Linked DNA regions of Homo sapiens: region 1 is linked to region 2. Evidence: chromatin contacts called from ENCODE Hi-C or POLR2A ChIA-PET data. All regions are on one chromosome and are shown on one strand. Each heading gives the region's core, a stretch centred on a gene start or an enhancer-like site at or near the end of the contact. The rest is flanking DNA. Distances are from core to core; before and after follow the strand shown. Region 1 overlaps LOC101926974 (a long non-coding RNA gene). Region 2 overlaps PRKCE (protein kinase C epsilon).

The links. Hi-C counts contacts between places; a loop is a spot of excess contacts on that map. ChIA-PET counts read pairs that join two places held with the same protein, here RNA polymerase II (POLR2A).
Region 1: a loop to region 2 is called in a map of endometrial microvascular endothelial cells, with 4 times the contacts of the local background. The contact joins two enhancer-like sites. A Hi-C loop is called at or near these places in 1 of 168 maps with a recorded cell type or tissue (endometrial microvascular endothelial cells). POLR2A ChIA-PET finds 5 or more read pairs at or near these places in 4 of 52 experiments (AG04450, GM12878, OCI-LY7 and 1 more).

Annotation. Positions count from the first base shown.
Region 1 is chr2:46,251,020-46,256,183 of GRCh38, forward strand. All of the region lies in intron 1 of LOC101926974 (a long non-coding RNA gene), which reads left to right. LOC105374581 (a long non-coding RNA gene) reads right to left here. Exons shown (of 3, transcript XR_940052.3): 2 at 4,188-4,483; 3 at 1,391-2,242. Among named protein-coding and RNA genes, the nearest start is that of EPAS1, 44 kb to the right of the region's middle. Within about 2 kb of position 1,657, at least 6 of the 41 ENCODE cell types and tissues checked have a DNase peak (open chromatin) inside an H3K27ac peak, as active enhancers do.
Region 2 is chr2:46,163,709-46,169,405 of GRCh38, forward strand. The region is part of intron 14 of PRKCE (protein kinase C epsilon); the gene reads left to right. Among named protein-coding and RNA genes, the nearest start is that of EPAS1, 130 kb to the right of the region's middle. RefSeq lists a silencer at 4,309-4,496. Within about 2 kb of position 1,368, at least 17 of the 41 ENCODE cell types and tissues checked have a DNase peak (open chromatin) inside an H3K27ac peak, as active enhancers do.

The DNA of each region.
Region 1 (5,164 bases), core at 407-2,906, 88 kb after region 2:
AATAAGTATAATAGTAATGAATATAGAACAATGAACGAATTCAGCCTGGATTTTTTCTTTTTTTTTTTTTTGAGATGGAGTCTTGCTCTGTTGTGCCCAGGCTGCGGTGCAGTAGCACAATCTCGGCTCGCTGCAACCTCCGCCTCCTGGGTTCAAGCAATTCTCCCATTTCATTATCCCAAGTAGCTGGGATTACAGGTGCCCACCACCACACCCAGCTAATTTTTTGTGTTTTTAGTAGAGATGGGTTTCACCATATTGGCCAGGCTGGTCTTGAACCCCCGATCTCAGGTGATCCACCCGCCTTGGCCTCCCAAAGTGCTGGGATTACAGGCGTGAGCCACCGCGCCCGGCCCAGCCTGGATTATTTTCATCTTTATATCAATGCAGCTATAAAATATGATTTTTAATATATTTTATGAGGGAAGGGTACACAGAACTCACTAAAGTCATAACACAGGTCTGTCCTCACTCCCATAAAACACAGTCAATCACTGCTCAATCTACAAAAGAACTGCCAGGCCACTTCTGGTCTTTTCTCCTCCTCCTCCCATGCCCCAGACTGAGAAGTGCATTAGGAGGAGACACTCCCTAGGGTGTAATTTCCAAGCCCTTAGGACTGGAAGGAGATGGAGTAGGAAAGGAGGCCAGTTGGTCCCTACATATTTTTGTCACTTCCTTTTGAGCGCAGGGCTCCTGCTCTGTCTGATTTTAGTTCTGAGGCACCAGAGGTATGAGGACAGCACCTGTCTGACCAGAGAAATGGTGGTAGAAAAGCAGGAGCAGAACTCCAGCAGTTCACTGCTCAGTTTAGCCTCCTAGGAAGTGCTAGAAGCCAGAACACGTCTAGCCCCAGGCCAGTCACTTCCCACACCACAAATCAAAACAGTTTCTGTCATGCTAGGGTGTCCTCACAGTTTTCTATCTCACATTTCTTCCTGGTTGATCGTGAGGGAAGAAAACCGGCAGATGTACTCCTTAAAGATGCAAATCTTATCTTGCCACTTACCTGGCTGAATAGCCTTTGGTGTTTCCCACTAGGCTTTCAGAGTCTTAATCTGATTCATTTAGGAGAAAGGAGAATTTATTATAACCTCCACTCCTACTAAGGTCCTCTCTGCTGCTTCTTCCCAACTCTCTTTCAAGAAGTATTAACTGGGAAGCTCAGCATTGAGAACTGCCGATTTGGTGCCATAGAGAAGTAGGCAGGCATGCCGTGCGTTAATGAATCATGTGCGTCCATGTGTCTTTCTGCATCCAGCTGAGGAGCAAGTTGACTTAGTAAATGAGTCCATATTTTACTGTACAAACCTGGCTGTATTAATTCCCCTCTACCTCTGATTTCTGCTATGCAATCCCAGCCAGAAGCTGGTGAGCTCACAAACTGGATTTGGGCCTGGGGGGAAGCAGGATATCTTATTCAGCTTAGCGTCTAAGCCTCAAGCTTCAACCCAACCGAAGACCTGCACTTGTGCAGCAATTGAGTGCAATTTCGATTCCTATTTGGCTCCTGTTCCTTCCAATGGGAACTTTGTGGGGCTGAGAGGAAGGGAGAAGAAATAATCTGCAGGACAGGAATCTGATTTTCCAGGATTCCTGACCACGTGCCATCAAATGCCAGCTGCACCTCTTCCCCTGTGATGGTGTAGCTTGTCCAGCCCCTCTGTGAACTGGCTCAGTCCCTATTGCTCCAGTCTTCTTGCCATTTCACCTCTGCCTGTGGCGTTTCTGACAGCTGGTCCTTCTTGTGTGTCCCCAGCATTTAACATGGTGTCTGGCACCTCCCATATATTTGTAGAATGGACATGTTAAATAGGCCTTGTCACCCCTGTTTCCTGGATGTAACTCAGAGAAACTCAGTAGTTTCCCCAAAGTCACACAGCTAGTAAGTGCTGGATCTGGAATCGACATCAGGCTGGCCTGGTTCCCAGTCCCTGCTCCTCTCTACAGGGCAAAGCAGAGAGCTGCTTTCCCTGGCATGGCCCCATTTGTATCCGGAGAGGGAAACTTCAGCTCACAGAGATTACATGCTCTGGTGCTGACAGCTTGTTCATCTCTTCCACTTATCTGCTGTCTATCTTTCTTACTAGTGAAGGTACTGGGGCATAGTTCTTATTAAATTAAGCGTAAGACAAAATCTTTTATTTAAAGCCATTTACCTGTCCATTTCCCCAGGGCAGCTCTTTATTAAGTGATTTCTCACATTTTCCGGATGACTCAGTCAGTGTGATGGGTGCTATGCCTGGAGAAGAGAGAGGGAGGACAGAGACAGGGGCAGAGAAAGCCAATAAAGCTGACTGAGTAGCTGGAAGGGAAAGCACAGTATCATGGCATAGGTGTAGAGAGAGTATTTGAAGCTTACTGTGAAGGCCGTCTGTCCCCACAGAGCTCTGGGAGCTACCCAAAATGTCCTCATCAGCAATTATGCCCTTCTGAGCCACTCCCTCTGAAGTACTGATTTCCCCCAGGAGGAAAAGCAGCTGCTGTTTGCCCTGTAAGGAGCCTCAGGGCAGAAGGCAGGTCTTGTGTTTCCAGAGGCCTGGGAAGCAAGGTGGAAAGGCCTAGAAAGGAGAGGGACTTGGGGGTAATGCTAGAAGCCAGACTTTATCCAGGGTAGAGTGTTGAGGGGGCTGGGCCCCTGTGAGAAAGAAAACCTCTCTAAGGTGAGAGTCGAGGCCTGAGAGTGACACGGCCCAAGGAACTGACACATGGCCGAGGTCTCATTGCCATTATTGTCAAGACTTTGAGAAATCCAGAGTAAACCAGTAAGGAGAATCTGTGAAAAGACGTGGCAACTGTGCTGGGATCCAAGACATTAAATTGGGTGTCCACCTGCTCTCAGGCTCGAAGGCCCTGCATGTGGAATGGAGTGTTAATCTGATGGTTCTCTCAGGCCCCCTCACGCCTAAGGGGGGGGGTCTTCGGCCTGGGTCAGAGCTTCCTGATGGTGCTGTCTGGACCTGACCTTTAAAGACACCTGCCATACCACCACGTGTGGAACATATGTGGGCTCATGAGGCTCAGACCCTGCCCTGAACCCCACTGTAGACAAAACATTTCTGATACTCCACAGGGCTGAGAGCAGGCTGGCTACCCAGGCAACCCGAAAAAATCCAGATCACTGGTCTTGGATCAGGATACCTGGACCCTAATACCAGCTTCCTGTGTGACCCTGGTCAAGTCTCTAAACTTTCTGGTCTCCAACTATAAAATGACGGAAATAATGTTTACCCCTTCTACCCCATGGGGGCTTGGAGATCCAAATGAGATCCGTCTGTGAAGGAGCTTAGAAGAATGTGAAGTTCTCCTGCAGAGGAAGGCAGATGACCAATACAGACATGGCTACGCAACCGTCAGCACAGATGCTCAGTGTTACCAACAAAAGTGGTTGTCTTTCTTGGAATTATTTTAGAAGTGGGTCACTTGCTTTAAAGAAAGAGATCATCATGGACTGGCCACACAGTCCATGACACAGCAGGTCAGAAAGGCTTCCTCCTACTGGGAAGTCTGGGTGGCTGCTGCACCCACATCCTGGGAGATTCCCACCTAGGGGGCCATCAGGTTTGGAGACATGACAGCCAGCGCTGGCCACAGCCAAAATGACACGGAGTAGTTATGGGCAACCCTAGGCTGGCAAGGTTGCAGCTATGAGGTCTCTGACCCCACGGCTGTTCCCCGCCAGATGCTGGCTGGGTGATCCATGACACATGGTCTTCCATTCCCCAATCCCTAACCCCAAAACTTTTCCATCACCTCACAACCCTGTAGAGCCTCATTCTTCTGCTCCACTGTATTTCAAAACTCCTTGAAAGAGTTGTCTGAACTCACTGTCTTCTGCAAGGAGGGTTTCCTCTCCTTTCCTTATTTCTTTTTCTTTTTTTTTTTTTTTTTTTTTTGAGACAGTCTCGCTCTGTCGCCCAGGCTGGAGTACAGTGGCGCGATCTCGGCTCACTGCAAGCTCTGCCTCCCGGGTTCACGCCATTCTCCTGCCTCAGCCTCCCGAGTAGCTGGGACTAGAGGTGCCCGCCACCACGCCCGGCTAATTTTTTTTTGTATTTTTAGTAGAGACGGCGTTTCACCATGTTAGCCAGGATGATCTCAATCTCCTGACCTCATGATCCACCCGCCTCGGCCTCCCAAAGTGCTGTGATTACAGGCGTGAGCCACCGTGCCCGGCCTCTCCTTACCTTATTTCTTAAACTCATTCAGTTAGGTTTCTGCCCCATCACTCCACTCCCGTCAGAGCCACCAATGGTTATCATGCTGCAAACTGATGCATGGCAGTCACTTCTCAGTGCTCATCCTCCTCCACCTCCCAGCAGCATTCGATGCAGTGGTCAGATCACTCCTTCTTCTCTGTGGCCTCTCTTCTTTTGATGTCCAAGACCACCATCTCTTGGTTCTCAACTTCATGGGCTGGTTCTTGGCCTCCTTTGCAGGATTCACTTCATTTTCTTGAATTTCTTGATTGAACCCTGGGATCCTCCAACATCCAAACAAAATGTCTTTATTTATTTATTTATTTATTTATTTATTTATTGGATGTTGGAGGATCCCAGGGTTCAGGCCTCAGCTCTTTCTCTTCACCATCCATACTCACTCTTAGTTTAACCCATCCAGTCCATATTCAACAATGAATATGCTGATAATCCCCAACATATACTTCAGTCCAGACCTTTCCCCTGAACACCATGTATATATTAGATTCCCGTCCAAAATGTCTACTTGGATGGCATCTCAACTGAAATACATCCAAAACCAAATTTCTGACTTTTCCCACCCCTCCTCTCCAATTTTCACTATCCTAGCAACTTTATTTTAGTTACTCCAGCCGAAAACCTTGCCATCATCCTTAATTCTGTCCCTGCTCTCTACCTGCCCCCTCCATGTATCAATCAGCAATTCCTGTCGGCTCTACCTGACTGCCTTATTCCACCCCCATAACCACCACTCGGTCCCAAATCACCCACGTCACACCCGGAGACCTGCAGCAGCCTCTGCACCCTCTCCTTGCTCCATCCTCATCCCCATCCTTTCATCACAGCAGCGAGAGTGATCCTTCCTAACGTAGAAGTAGATCACGCTATACATTTGCCACAACTCGTAGGATATATGCAACTCAAATAGTGACCCCTACTATGAAGAATGGATTTGAGTGGATAAT
Region 2 (5,697 bases), core at 118-2,617:
CCCAAAGAGGCCACTGAGAGACATGGGGAAGCTGAGGCGTACCCCACAGAGGCCACGGGAAAGGTGAGGTGCACACCACAGAGGCCACTGAGAGACATGGGGAAGCTGAGGCACACCCCACGGAGGCCACTGAGAGACACAGGGAAGCTGAGGTGCACCCCACAGAGGCCACGGGAAAGGTGAGGTGCACCCCACAGAGGCCACTGAGAGACACAGGGAAGCTGAGGCGCACCCCACAGAGGCCACTGAGAGACACGGGGAAGCTGAGGTGCACCCCACAGAGGTTGTGGTGAGGTGGCTTCTATTCAGGGGGCAGATTGCCATCACAAGACAGGATTTCCTTGGGCTTAAGGTATCAAATAACTTGAGGACATGTGAGATGCCTTCCTAGCAGAGCTGGGAAAGAAAGGGCTTTGACAGAGGGAAGAGGGAAAACTGGTTTAGATCCCGACATTGGGAAAAAACCTCCAAGTTACTGGATCACAAGCAGCCAGGGACAATGTGCAGTTGTTGGTCCTGGGTCTTTGACAGACTCCAGGTCAAAGGCAAGACACCGTGAGAAGGGAAAGGATCAAGTCTGTGAGCAAACACCATCAGCCTTGCAATTTGATGGTGGCCTCAAGGAGACATTGGGCGTGTGTTTAAACAAGCAAGGAAGGCAGCTGTACAAGTGCCCTAATCTGGTAAAACTGAATACCTCCAAGGTGACTCAGTCAAGTGCCTGAAGCCCCTGAGGGAGCTCCAGGTTTCCTCTGTCGTGTGTTACCTCCACTTGCTTCCAAGCCATGCCCTTTTGGCATCATACTAGAATGACACCAGTCTCCAGAAACCTGAATTACCCCACTCCTCAGCTGGCCATACTGAATCTGGGTGACCCGGGGCGGGGGGTGCCCTGCCTGTCTGATACAAGGAGGACCTGGTTTTGTCAGGTGGTTGGTGCTGGAGGTGAGGCTGGGAGAGGTCATGTCACTTACAAGAGCCAGGATGCAGTGGCATATTTTTGCAGAGCTCCTGACCCTCTCCACTCTCACTACAAGGACAGAGCCCCTTCGTGGAAGAACCTGCCAGGCACAACAAGGCTGTACTCTGCCCAGGCTGGCTCGCTAGAGGCTGGGGACCCCTGGGTCACCACCACAGAGGCCGAGGATGCAACAGCACAACAGCTTTCAGGCCTGACTTCCATTCCTGCACAGGAAGCCTCGCCCCTCTGAAGCTATCACCAAGGAGATTGTCCAGATTCATAGCTGGAATTTGGCCTCTGGTCAGGTTCCATCACATACCTCAGTTGGCTTCTATTCCCCCCAGGCTTTTGCCTTCTTGAGATGTCTGCTAAGCTGAGATTTCTGCTCCCCCGGCTCCTAAGCCTCCCTTGTCTAACCCCTGCCCTGACTCACCAGCTGTCACTAGTCCAACTGGGTTTCCTGACTACAGGCCAACATCCCTTTGTACTAACCCCCACCCAGTGCAGTTTTCAGTGGCCTCTGCTTCAGCGTGGAGACTTTCCTGTCTTTCGTTCTCTCAGCTCTCTTACGTACTCTCCCTCCTCCACTTTCCCTTTTGTATTCCTCTTGTTCACCCTCTGTCCACCCACATAATGAACTGAGTTTGTGCAAGTGATGTGCCATCAACACCAAACCAAAGACTTTGCACCATCATGTACTCAAGTCAATTTTCCGGGGGTGGCTTGCTTCAGAGCAAGGACACACAGTGGGGGGCTGTTTGGTGGCAAATACTCCAGCACTGAGGGGTTGGGGAGACAGGAAAGCCAGCAAGGCTGGAGCCAAAGCCTTCGATGCTGGAGAAAATCTCCAACCCTAGAATTCACTGGTCTATCCCATTGGGGATTTCATCCCAAGATGATGGCCTTGTCTAATTGCCAATAACAGTAGCACATTTCGCTTTTGTGTTACTGATGGGCTTGCCTTCTCTGGGGACTGGAGGGGCAGAGCGATGTGTTTGGTGTGGTTGAAGGGCATCATCTGACCTTGCAGATCTTGGGGATGTTCTGCTCACTCCTGGCTTCTCCGCTGTGTACCCATTCCTTCCCCTCAAAAGCGTTCAGCTCTGAGACTCTGGCTCCCAGGGCTTCAGCACTGGAATGGGGGGAAGCCAGCGTAGGAGGGAGAGATTTGCCTCCCCAGAAACCTAGTTGTCCTCAGTGAAAGCCAGAGGCAATGAGGGAAATGCTGGCCAAGTAAACTTCTCTTTGTGTACATGTTCTCTTTTTTCAAGTTTGCTTCAGTGTGAATGTCCCTCTTTAAGGTAAGGCCTCCAGAGTGGGGAGTCTCTCCAGGTAGGTGAGCCCTCAGGCCCGGTGACATAGAGGCCCCTCTCAACCTCATGATCCGTTTCCATCCAGCCATCCGCGCTGCATGGCGGGACCCCCGAGGGAGGCCTCTCCTGCATGCTCCTGCATGACTGGGCTGTGCTGAGAGAAAACCTGGGAAGTGGGCTCGAGACCCGCACACTTCACCAACTTAGCGACCTGAGGAGGAGCCCTGTTGAACAGGCAGCCCCTTCCCCTGAAGCCAGCCCACCTGCCTAGGGACCACCTGATAACATGGGTTGTGATGATGGAGGCCAGTCATGACACCATCCTCATCCTCTGTTCTGGCAGAGCTGGGGCAGGAGCAAGGCTGAGTTCTGCAGCCCCTCACGAGGACATCCCCCTGGACTGTGTCCACCACATCCAAGCGGCTTACCATCCAAGAGGCTACAAGAGCCCTCCAAGAGCCAGGACTCTGATCCAGGGCTGGAGGGCATGGGAAAAGTCCAGAAACCTGTTTTTGGTGGTTGACCCAGCGGGTGGCATGGTACAGTGGACAGGATACTGGCTTTGACTTCTGAGAGACTTGGGTTGGAAGAAAATTGCTCTCACAGGAAAGCCATGTGACACTCAGAATTCACCTCACCCCTGGACCTCTGGCTTCCTTGAGCCTCCTTATCTGTAAAATTGGGATACTATGATAATTCTTCACTCATGGAATTATTAACAGGAATAGCTGGGTACTGTGGTTCATACCTATAATTCCAGCACTTTGGGAGGCCAAGGCAGGCAGATCACTTGCACTCAGGAGTTCGAGACAAGCCTGGGCAACACGGTAAAACCCTGTCTCTACAAAAAATGCAAAAAGTAGCCAGGCGTGGTGGCATGCACTTGTAGTCCCAGCTACTTGGGAGGCTGGGGTGGGAGGATCGCTTGAGCTCAGGAGGTTGAGGCTGTAGTGAGCCATGTTCATGCCACTGCACTCCAGCCTGGGAGACAAAGGGAGATCCTGTCTCAAAAAGAATTATAAACAGGAATAGAATAAGTCTAAGCTACTTTGTGCACTGTAGATTCTCAATGAATTTTAATTCCTCTCTCTCCATTCACCACCCCTACCCTGGCCTTTGAACTTCTTCTCATCCCCAAACTCCAAGAATCAAGAGTTAAGAATTGCAGGAGGTTGGTGTGATGTTTGGAGGCTGGGCTTTGGAATCAGATGCAACCAGGTTCTAATTTGGGCTGTGGGATATTGGGAAAGTCACCACTTCTCTCTGAGCCTCGGTCTGCTGATCATAGCATGGGGGTTATAAATATCTACCACCTGGGGTTGCTGTGAAGCATCAACAAACCTAATTGCCTGAAATGAGTAGCACAGTGCCTGATACAGGTGAACACTTGGATGGTGTTGATGGTGTTGATGCTGTTGGTGAGGAGGACAACAGGAGCCTGAGGCCAAGGGAGGCTGGACTGGACAACACTCCTGTCCCAAAGGGGCTGACGGGCCAGGAGTTCAGATGAGGGGATGGCACCATCTAGCAAGGCACCAGCCATTACAGGGCAGAAAGCATCTGAAGGCAGGGAAGGAGCACAGTTCAGAATGCTGAGGCGCCTGCAGGGGCGTCATTCCAGCACAGCCACTGGTATGAGCTGGGGAGTGCCAAGGGGAGGGAGGTACTGCGAGGGTGACTCACCCCAGGTGCCAGCATTCCCAGCCCTTTTTGCCTCTTAGGATGGCACCCCAAGTTCTGCCACATTTTCTCAGCACCCCCCACCCCGCCCCCCGGTCCCCTGCTTTTACTCTGTGACCATGCTTACCACGTTGACGTTCGTTGACGTTCCCTGCCTTCATTCTCAGTAGTGTTTTTGCTGGGTACAGCTGTGCGGCCCTCAGCACCCCAGCCCTGAAGTGGTAGCAGTCACCAGTGAGACCCTGTTCCAGCACAGCAGGCTCCCAAATATTTCTAAGCGAAACAGCCTCAGTGGAGCATCTTTGACTCTGGACAAGTGATTTCGCCATTTTAGAATTCTGATTGCAGGAATTTTGCCATTTGAGAATTCTGATGGCAGGAACAATGATTTCACCATTAGAGAATTCTGATGGCAGGAACGTTCCTGTGGCCTGGGATTGGGAGGGCCATCATTTTCATCCCCTACCCCCACTCCAGGGAAGAGTGTGAGGCCTGGGCTGGCCTGGGCTTTGCTGGGCACTTTCATAAGCTCCTAAGCTTTTCTTTGTGTCTTAATGGCTGTTACTTTGGTATATGCCTTCCTGGGTTCATCAGACTAGTGTTTCTTGAACTTAATCTCCTCCCAGACCCACCTGCACTTGAAGTAACACACATACAACTCACCTGGGAGCATGGGAGGACTTCCTAGGCCACGCCTGATCAAACCAGAGGACAGCAGGAGGAATCAGGGAATGTTTCCTAGAGGAGCTGGAACTTGACAGAAAGCTGGGAGGGATCAGGAAGAAAGAACTATCTGCGAAAGGCATAAAAGGAGAAAGGGAAAGGCAAGATTCAGGTCAGTTATATTCAACAAGTGTTTGTTGAACATGTCCTTTGAGCCCTCTGTGAAGCCCTGAAGCCCTAGAGGGAGAAGCTTGACAAAGGCAAGGAAAGAATCTTCTGCCATCACCCTAACATTGCCACCTTGAAAAGCTTCGATGGCAGAAGACTTGATAATGCAAAATACTTAAGGGATAACAGGCAGTAGGGTAAAATCCGGCACCTGACTCCTAACAGGATGCTCATTTGGAAGAGGAATTTGGAGCTCTGCCTTTCAAGGTTTGAGGACAGAGAGAAGAGGGCCTCTGGGGAGGCTGGGAGCCAGCGTTTCTGTGGGTCCTGAGAGCCTATGTCAGCCCCCTTCTCATCTTGGGTCTTGCAGAAGATCCTATCCAAGTGGGTCTGCACTGCTGGATAAGCAATGCCCTCCTGCCTATCTCTGCGGAGAGGACTAAAGGATGGTCTGGCTGCCAGGAGGGACAGGGGTCAGAGCCTGGTTCGTGTGTATTGAAGTGAAGGCAGACAGAGCCTCAACCCTCCCTCACAGAGGGGCTCAGCCCTCCAGCCAGAATTTGTTCCCTGAAGGGTACAGGCACCAAGGGGCACTTTGCAAGCTGACTGGGGGGGTGTGTTCTGCCCACATCAAGTGGAGGACCTTTGATCTCCAGAGGCATATATGTCATGGAGAAGAGACACTCTGGGGAATCCAGTTTTGCACTTGGGGGATCAGTGCCTTCTTACCTTCCCATTGTTTGTGCTGGGGAGGGGGATGGTAACAGAATTAGGTTTGGCCTAAACTTAACATTCCATTGTTATTCTGGAATTCTGGGATTTGACTAATACACAGTGGGTTTGTGAAGGTTCATTAAGTTTCCACATCAACCTCAGTCTCCTCACTGTGAGAAGGCCTGGCCACATAGCAGC